Linked DNA regions of Homo sapiens: region 1 is linked to region 2. The links are chromatin loops, found by intact Hi-C in ENCODE. Cell type or tissue: breast epithelium. All regions are shown on one strand. Links, peaks and the distances in the headings refer to the core of each region. The heading gives the core; the rest is flanking DNA. Region 1 has its middle 39 kb from the start of NFIC. Region 2 overlaps NFIC (nuclear factor I C).

Region 1 (2,910 bases), core at 266-2,765, 140 kb after region 2:
ACATATGTTCACGTTTTGGGTCTCACTGTGTTGCCCAGGCGGATCTTTAACTCCTGGCCTCAAGTGATCCTTCTGCTTCAGCCTCCGAAAGTGCTGGGGTTACAGATGTCAGCCACTGTGCCCTGTACTAATTTATGAAGACAGAAATCGGGCCAGTGCTTAACCATGGGAAAGTTAGAGACCAAGGGGGAGGATCAGGGTGACTTTGTGGGTGGTGGGGGAAGCAGAAATATTATTTTTCTTGATGAGTTCAGGGACCTGATTACACAAATCATAAATGTGTTTGGTTTGGGACAATTTTTGAGCTGTACCTTTATACTAGATATACTTTCCTATTTGTAGGTTGAATATCTATCAAAAGTTAATACAGGGCCGGGTGTGGTGGCTCACACCTGTAATCCCAGCACTTTGGGAAGCCAAGGCGGGTGGATCACTTGAGGTCAGGAGTTCGAGAACAGCCTGGGAAACATGGTGAAACCCCATCTGTACTAAAAAATATAAAAATTAGCCAGGCATGGTGGTGTGCGCATGTAGTCCCAGCTACTTGGGAGGCTGAGGCACAAGAATTGCTTGAACCTGGGAGACGGAAGTTTCAGTGAGCCGAGATTGCACCACCATACTCCAGCCTGGGTGACAGAGCCAGACTCCATCTTAAAAACAAAAAACAAAAAACAAAAAACAGTTAATATGGGCACGGTAGCTCATACCTGTAATGCCAGCACTTTGGGAGGCTGAGGCTGGGGGATCACTTGAGGTCAGGAGTTTGAGACCAGCCTGGACAACATGGCAAAATCCTGTATCTAGGCCGGGCGCGGTGGCTCACACCTGTAATCCCAGCACTTTGGGAGGCCGAGGCATGCGGATCACGAGGTCAGGAGATCGAGACCATCCTGGCTAACACGGTGAAACCCCGTCTCTACTAAATATACAAAAAATTAGCTGGGCGTGGTGGCGGGCGCCTGTGGTCCCAGCTACTCGGGAGGCTGAGGCAGGAGAATGGCGTGAACCCAGGAGGCGGAGCTTGCAGTGAGCCGAGATCGTGCCACTGCACTCCAGCCTGGGCGACAGAGGGAGACTCCGTCTAAAAAAAAAAACAAAAACAAACAAAAAAAATTAGCCGGGCGTGGTGGCAGGCACCTGTAATCCCACCTACTCCAGAGGCTGAGGCAGGAGAATCGTTTGAACCCAGGAGGTGGGGGTTGCAATGAGCCAAGATTGCACCATTGCACTCCAGCCTGGGAGACAGAGTGAGACTCCGTCTCAAAAAATAAAAAAATTTAAAAAGAAAGAAAGAAAGAGAGAGAGAGAAAGAAAAAAGAAAGAAGGAAGGAAAAGAAAGAAAGAGAAAAAGAAAAAGAAGAAAACGGATAGAAATGCATGGGGTAAATAAAAGGGAAAAGAAAGGAACCGAAGAATGAAAATCACAGGATAAACCCTTCAATAATTTGAGACGGTCATAGAAGAAGCTTTCATGGTCATGTGCTTCCCTCTAGTGACAACCACAAGCATCGCGGCCGTTCATCACTTAAATTTCAGAGGGCTGCCCATCAGAATGGCTAATAATGCTGCAGCGATTTATTGCACGGATGCATCGCTTACAAAAAAAAAGAAAAGTGCCTCTCAATGCTTATTCTGTTTATTTCCAGTCTTTTCCCGCCACAAACTAGGTGGCACTGAATATTCTTTTTTCTTTTTTTTTGATGGAGCCTGGCTCTGCCCAGGCTGGGTGGAGTGCAGTGGTGCCATCCCGGCTCACTGCAACCTCCACCTCCCAGGTTCTAGCGATTCTCCTGCCTCAGCCTCCCGAGTAGCTGGGATTACAGTCGCCTGCCACCACACCCAGATAATTTTTGTGTTTTTAGTGGAGATGGGATTTCGCCATGTTGGCCAGGCCGGTCTCAAATTCCTGGCCTCAGGTGATCCGCCCACCTTGGCCTCCCAAAGTGCTGGGATTACAGGTGTGAGCCACAGCACTCAGTCTTAATATACACACACACACACACACACACACACACACACACACACATATACATATACATATATATATTTATTTATTTATTTTATTTTGAGACAGAGTGTCACTCTTGTTGCCCAGGCTGGAGTTCAATGGCATAATCGTGGCTCACTGCAACTTCTGCCTCCCAGGTTCAAGTGATTCTCCTGCCTCAGCCTCCCGAGTAGTTGGGATTACAGGTGCCCACCACTATGCCCAGCTAATTTTTGTATCTTTAGTAGAGACAGGGTTTCACCATGTTGACCAGGCTGGTCTCGAACTCCTGACCTCAGGTGATCCACCCACCTCGGCCTCCCAAAATGCTGAGATTACAGGCATGAGCAACCGCACCCCATATTTATAGAGCCACGATCTCCCTATGTTGCCCCGGCTGGTCTTGAGCTCCTCGCCTCAAGCAGTCTTCCTGTGTCAGTCTTCCAAAGTGTTGGGATTATCGGTGTGAGCCACTACACCTAGCCTTATTGTAGTTTTAACTTGAATCTACCTTCCTATGAATCAGGGTGAACATTTTCTCATATATTTTAATTAATTTATTTATCTATTTTTTATTATTTATTTTTGAGACAGGGTCTCTCTCTGTTGCCCAACACTGGAGTGTAATAGCGTGATCTCGACTTACTGTAACCTCCGCCTCCCGGGTTTAAGTGATTCTCCTGCGTCAGCCTCCTGAGCAGCTGGGACTACAGTCATGAGCCACTATACCTGGCTAATCTCTGTATTTTTTGTGGAGACAGGGTTTCACCATGTTTCCCAGGCTGGTCTCAAACTCCTGAGCTCAAGGAATCCTCCCAACTCGGCCACCCAAAGTCCTGGGATTACAGGTGTGAGGCACTGTGCCCAGCCATTTTCTCACAGATTTAAAGTCCATTTTTATTACTTTTAGGTATTTTCTGTGG
Region 2 (2,910 bases), core at 281-2,780:
ACACCACCCAAAGAGTAAAGGGGAGAAAAAAGAAAGAAAAAAAAAACCCAAAGGAAAATGTTTTGTTTTGTCCCTCCCTCCTCCCAGCTGCCCCCCCACCCCCCACTGTATGCCCTGCCCCATCCTGTCCCCCTGGAGCCCTTGCTTGTTCTTTCTCTGTGTGAGAATGCTCAGGGCTGGGTGGGCAGGAAGCTGGGGGCACAGGCTGGGACCCCAGGACTTGAGGGGGCTTTGGTTTTGGGGGGGCCTGGCTGGGACCCAAGATGAGAGGATGGGGTGTGGATGCAGTTGAGGGGCCGGGGCAGCCTGTGTCCCCTTTTTGGAGGGCTCTCTTCCAGCCAGGAGATGTGCGTGGAAGGCTGGGGGGTGGTGGCTTGGGGGTGCATGACTTCCCCTCCGGGGCCCATATTCCTATTGGATCCCCTTCCTCCTTCCTGTCTCAGGTGTGAGCAAAGCCTTGGGGAGGGGGCTGCCATGGACGGGGGGGTGGGGCAGGAGAATCCCAAAGCCACACCAGCAGACATGTGAGGCACTGCTTGGGAAAAGTCTGTTTTGGTATCACTGGCAACAAGTCCTGCTGGTACTGCTTTGGGTCCGCCTCCTCACCTTGCCCTGCCGGGAGGTCAAGGGTGGTGGACTGACCCCACACTCTGTACCATTGAGCAATGGATGGGCAGCGGTGTCATTTTGAAGGTGAGACTCTCAGGAAGTGTCTGACGTGGCAGAAATGGGGCAAGATGGGAGGATGCGGAGGAAGCTGGATTGAGAGATGTATGTCCCAGCGCCCTCCAAAGAGAAAGTAAAATCCGGGGTCTCAGAGAGAGAATCCAGACCAAGATACAAGGTAGCCACTATATATTCTGTATTATGAGAAACAAATTCCAAAATTATATATATATATATATATATATATATATATGTATAGTATAGCCCTACACTGGAGGTCAAAGTACCATTGGGGAGGCCAGAGTGGGTAGGGGGGCTGCTTGCTGTCTCTTCTGGAGGGCTGGACAGTTGCTCCTGGCTCCAGAACCTGTCTTGCAAGGGACAGTGGGGTGCAGCCAAGTCTGTCTGTGCCTGGAATGCTGCTGTCTCTCAAGGTCCTGGGGCAGGGAAGGTGGAATTGTCTGCTGCCTGGGGACCTGCAGGGGGACCCAGGTCTGGCCCCTAAGCGGCTCTCCCAACCGAGTCCCCTTTGGCATTCCTTTGGGATCTGATTGTCCAGCCCAGGGTGGGGCCCTGGGGTCAGAACCTGGGTTCCAGACCTGGGCATGAAGGACTCCAGATCCTCCTCTCCCCAGTCAAATAGGGCTGGGTCTTCCTACTCCTCCATGCCCCATCTCCACCCGGGTCATTGTCAGGTGCCCCCACGGAATGGGGACAATTTGCATATATTTGGGAGGCCTCCCTATTCTTTCCCACAGCATGGGCAGACCCCAGAATGAGACTGGGGTGGGGGGGGGGGCCTGGCATAGGTGTGGTGTCCATAGCAGGGGTGGGTGATGGGGGCTTCCAGAGGGGGGTGGAACAAGATTTGAGAAGATGTCAGTTTCATACATGTTAAAAAAACAAAAACAAAAAACCAACACTCCCTCCTCCACCCAGGGATGACGGCACCCCCTTTTGTGAACCCAAACTGCAGAGATGGGCACGGAATCCTGCTTCCTGGTGTTTTTGTCTTACTCTGTCTGCAGCAAGGCGCCTGGGAATTTTGCCCTACAGGGACCCTGTAGCTTTTCCAAGAAACAGGGAGGCGGGGAGAACTAAACCATCCACAACATGCTGCCTGGTATGGGCTTTTGCCTGCTGTACTCAGCCAAGGTGCCAAGTGAGCCAAGGAGGCAAGCTCGGGGTGAGAAGGGTGGCGTCCAGCCCAGGACTCTGGGCCCCCGGGTGTGGGCTGTGCAGGGACGCGATGGTCCCAATAGTGATGGGGCCACCCACTCCCTTTGCCTCCGGTTGCTCCTAGTTCCTTGGCAAGACAGATTTGCTCAGGAGTGGGGCAGAAAAAAAAAAAAAGCTAGAAATCAGCTACATGAATGCTGTGCACAGCCAGCCCGGGCTCTCTGGCCAATGCATATTACTTAAGGGCAATGTCGTGGCCAGCTGTGGTGGTCTGGGCTCTCCCTCTGTATCGCCTGGGGAGGCTGCTGAGGTGACTTTTTGGAAGAAAACACGGGATGAGTGTATGATGGTGGCTGTGGAGACCACCCAAAATCCCGGGGTTGGGGGCAATAGTGAATGAATGGGACCATCTGCGTGGGTCCCTACACGAGATGCTTGGAGGGGCTGGAGGTGGTGAGGGCTGCAGGAATGGCCTAAGGTTGGAGAATCCCAGCCCTGGGTCCTCCCTGCCTGGCTGCCCCACTAACCATCTGGCTATTGTCTTAGCTTTGGTCAAGTAAAAAGCAAAGGAAGCTGGAGTTAAAAACAAAAAGAAAAGAAAAAAAAAAAGAACAAAAGAAAATAAAATCAAGGACAAGACAACAGCATGCTCAGCCACCGGACCACAGCCTGTGACTCGGTGCCACCTGGCTGTCCCTGTGCCCTGCCGGACCCTCGGCTGGGCCTCCAATGGCTGAGCCAGGCCCATGGGTACAGACAGACAGACAGATATTGCATATATCAGGTTTTGTTTTTGTTTCATACAGGATACCCTTCATATTCACAGCTGGAAGACAGAGACAGGGGATGGGGGACAAAGGAGAAGGTGGGAGAGAATGCCACCTGGGGTGGTCTCTGGATAGGGGAAAAGAGGTCCTTTGGCAAGAAGGGTGGGGATGCACGGGGCAGGGGAGAGGGGGTGCCTCTGAGGTGGGTGTGGAACAGCATTTGACCCTGAGCCAGGGGTATGCCAGCCTGCATGAAAAGTGGGGAGCGGGGAGTCTGGCTGCGGGTGGAGTGGCCACC

What was found. A loop is a pair of places that touch in the nucleus more often than their neighbours do. Peaks named below come from ENCODE experiments on the same cell type or tissue, not always from the same donor. Only the 100,000 strongest peaks of a DNase experiment are listed, where the experiment ranks them.
Region 1: a loop joins it to region 2, with 3 times the contacts of the local background. A loop is called at or near these places in 102 of 110 quality-filtered maps.

The regions. Positions count from the first base shown.
Region 1 is chr19:3,325,725-3,328,634 of GRCh38, reverse strand. No RefSeq gene overlaps it. Among named protein-coding and RNA genes, the nearest start is that of NFIC, 39 kb to the left of the region's middle. In breast epithelium, for the core only: a CTCF peak has its summit at 1,485 (motif pointing left); a DNase peak (open chromatin) is centred at 1,504.
Region 2 is chr19:3,465,768-3,468,677 of GRCh38, reverse strand. It overlaps NFIC (nuclear factor I C), which reads right to left. Exons shown (of 11, transcript NM_001245002.2): 11 at 1-2,910. Among named protein-coding and RNA genes, the nearest start is that of SMIM24, 13 kb to the left of the region's middle. RefSeq lists a silencer at 613-907 and an enhancer at 2,485-2,910. In breast epithelium, for the core only: no CTCF peak of the experiment used is centred there; a DNase peak (open chromatin) is centred at 1,827; H3K4me3 peaks cover 453 bases; H3K27ac peaks cover 1,756 bases.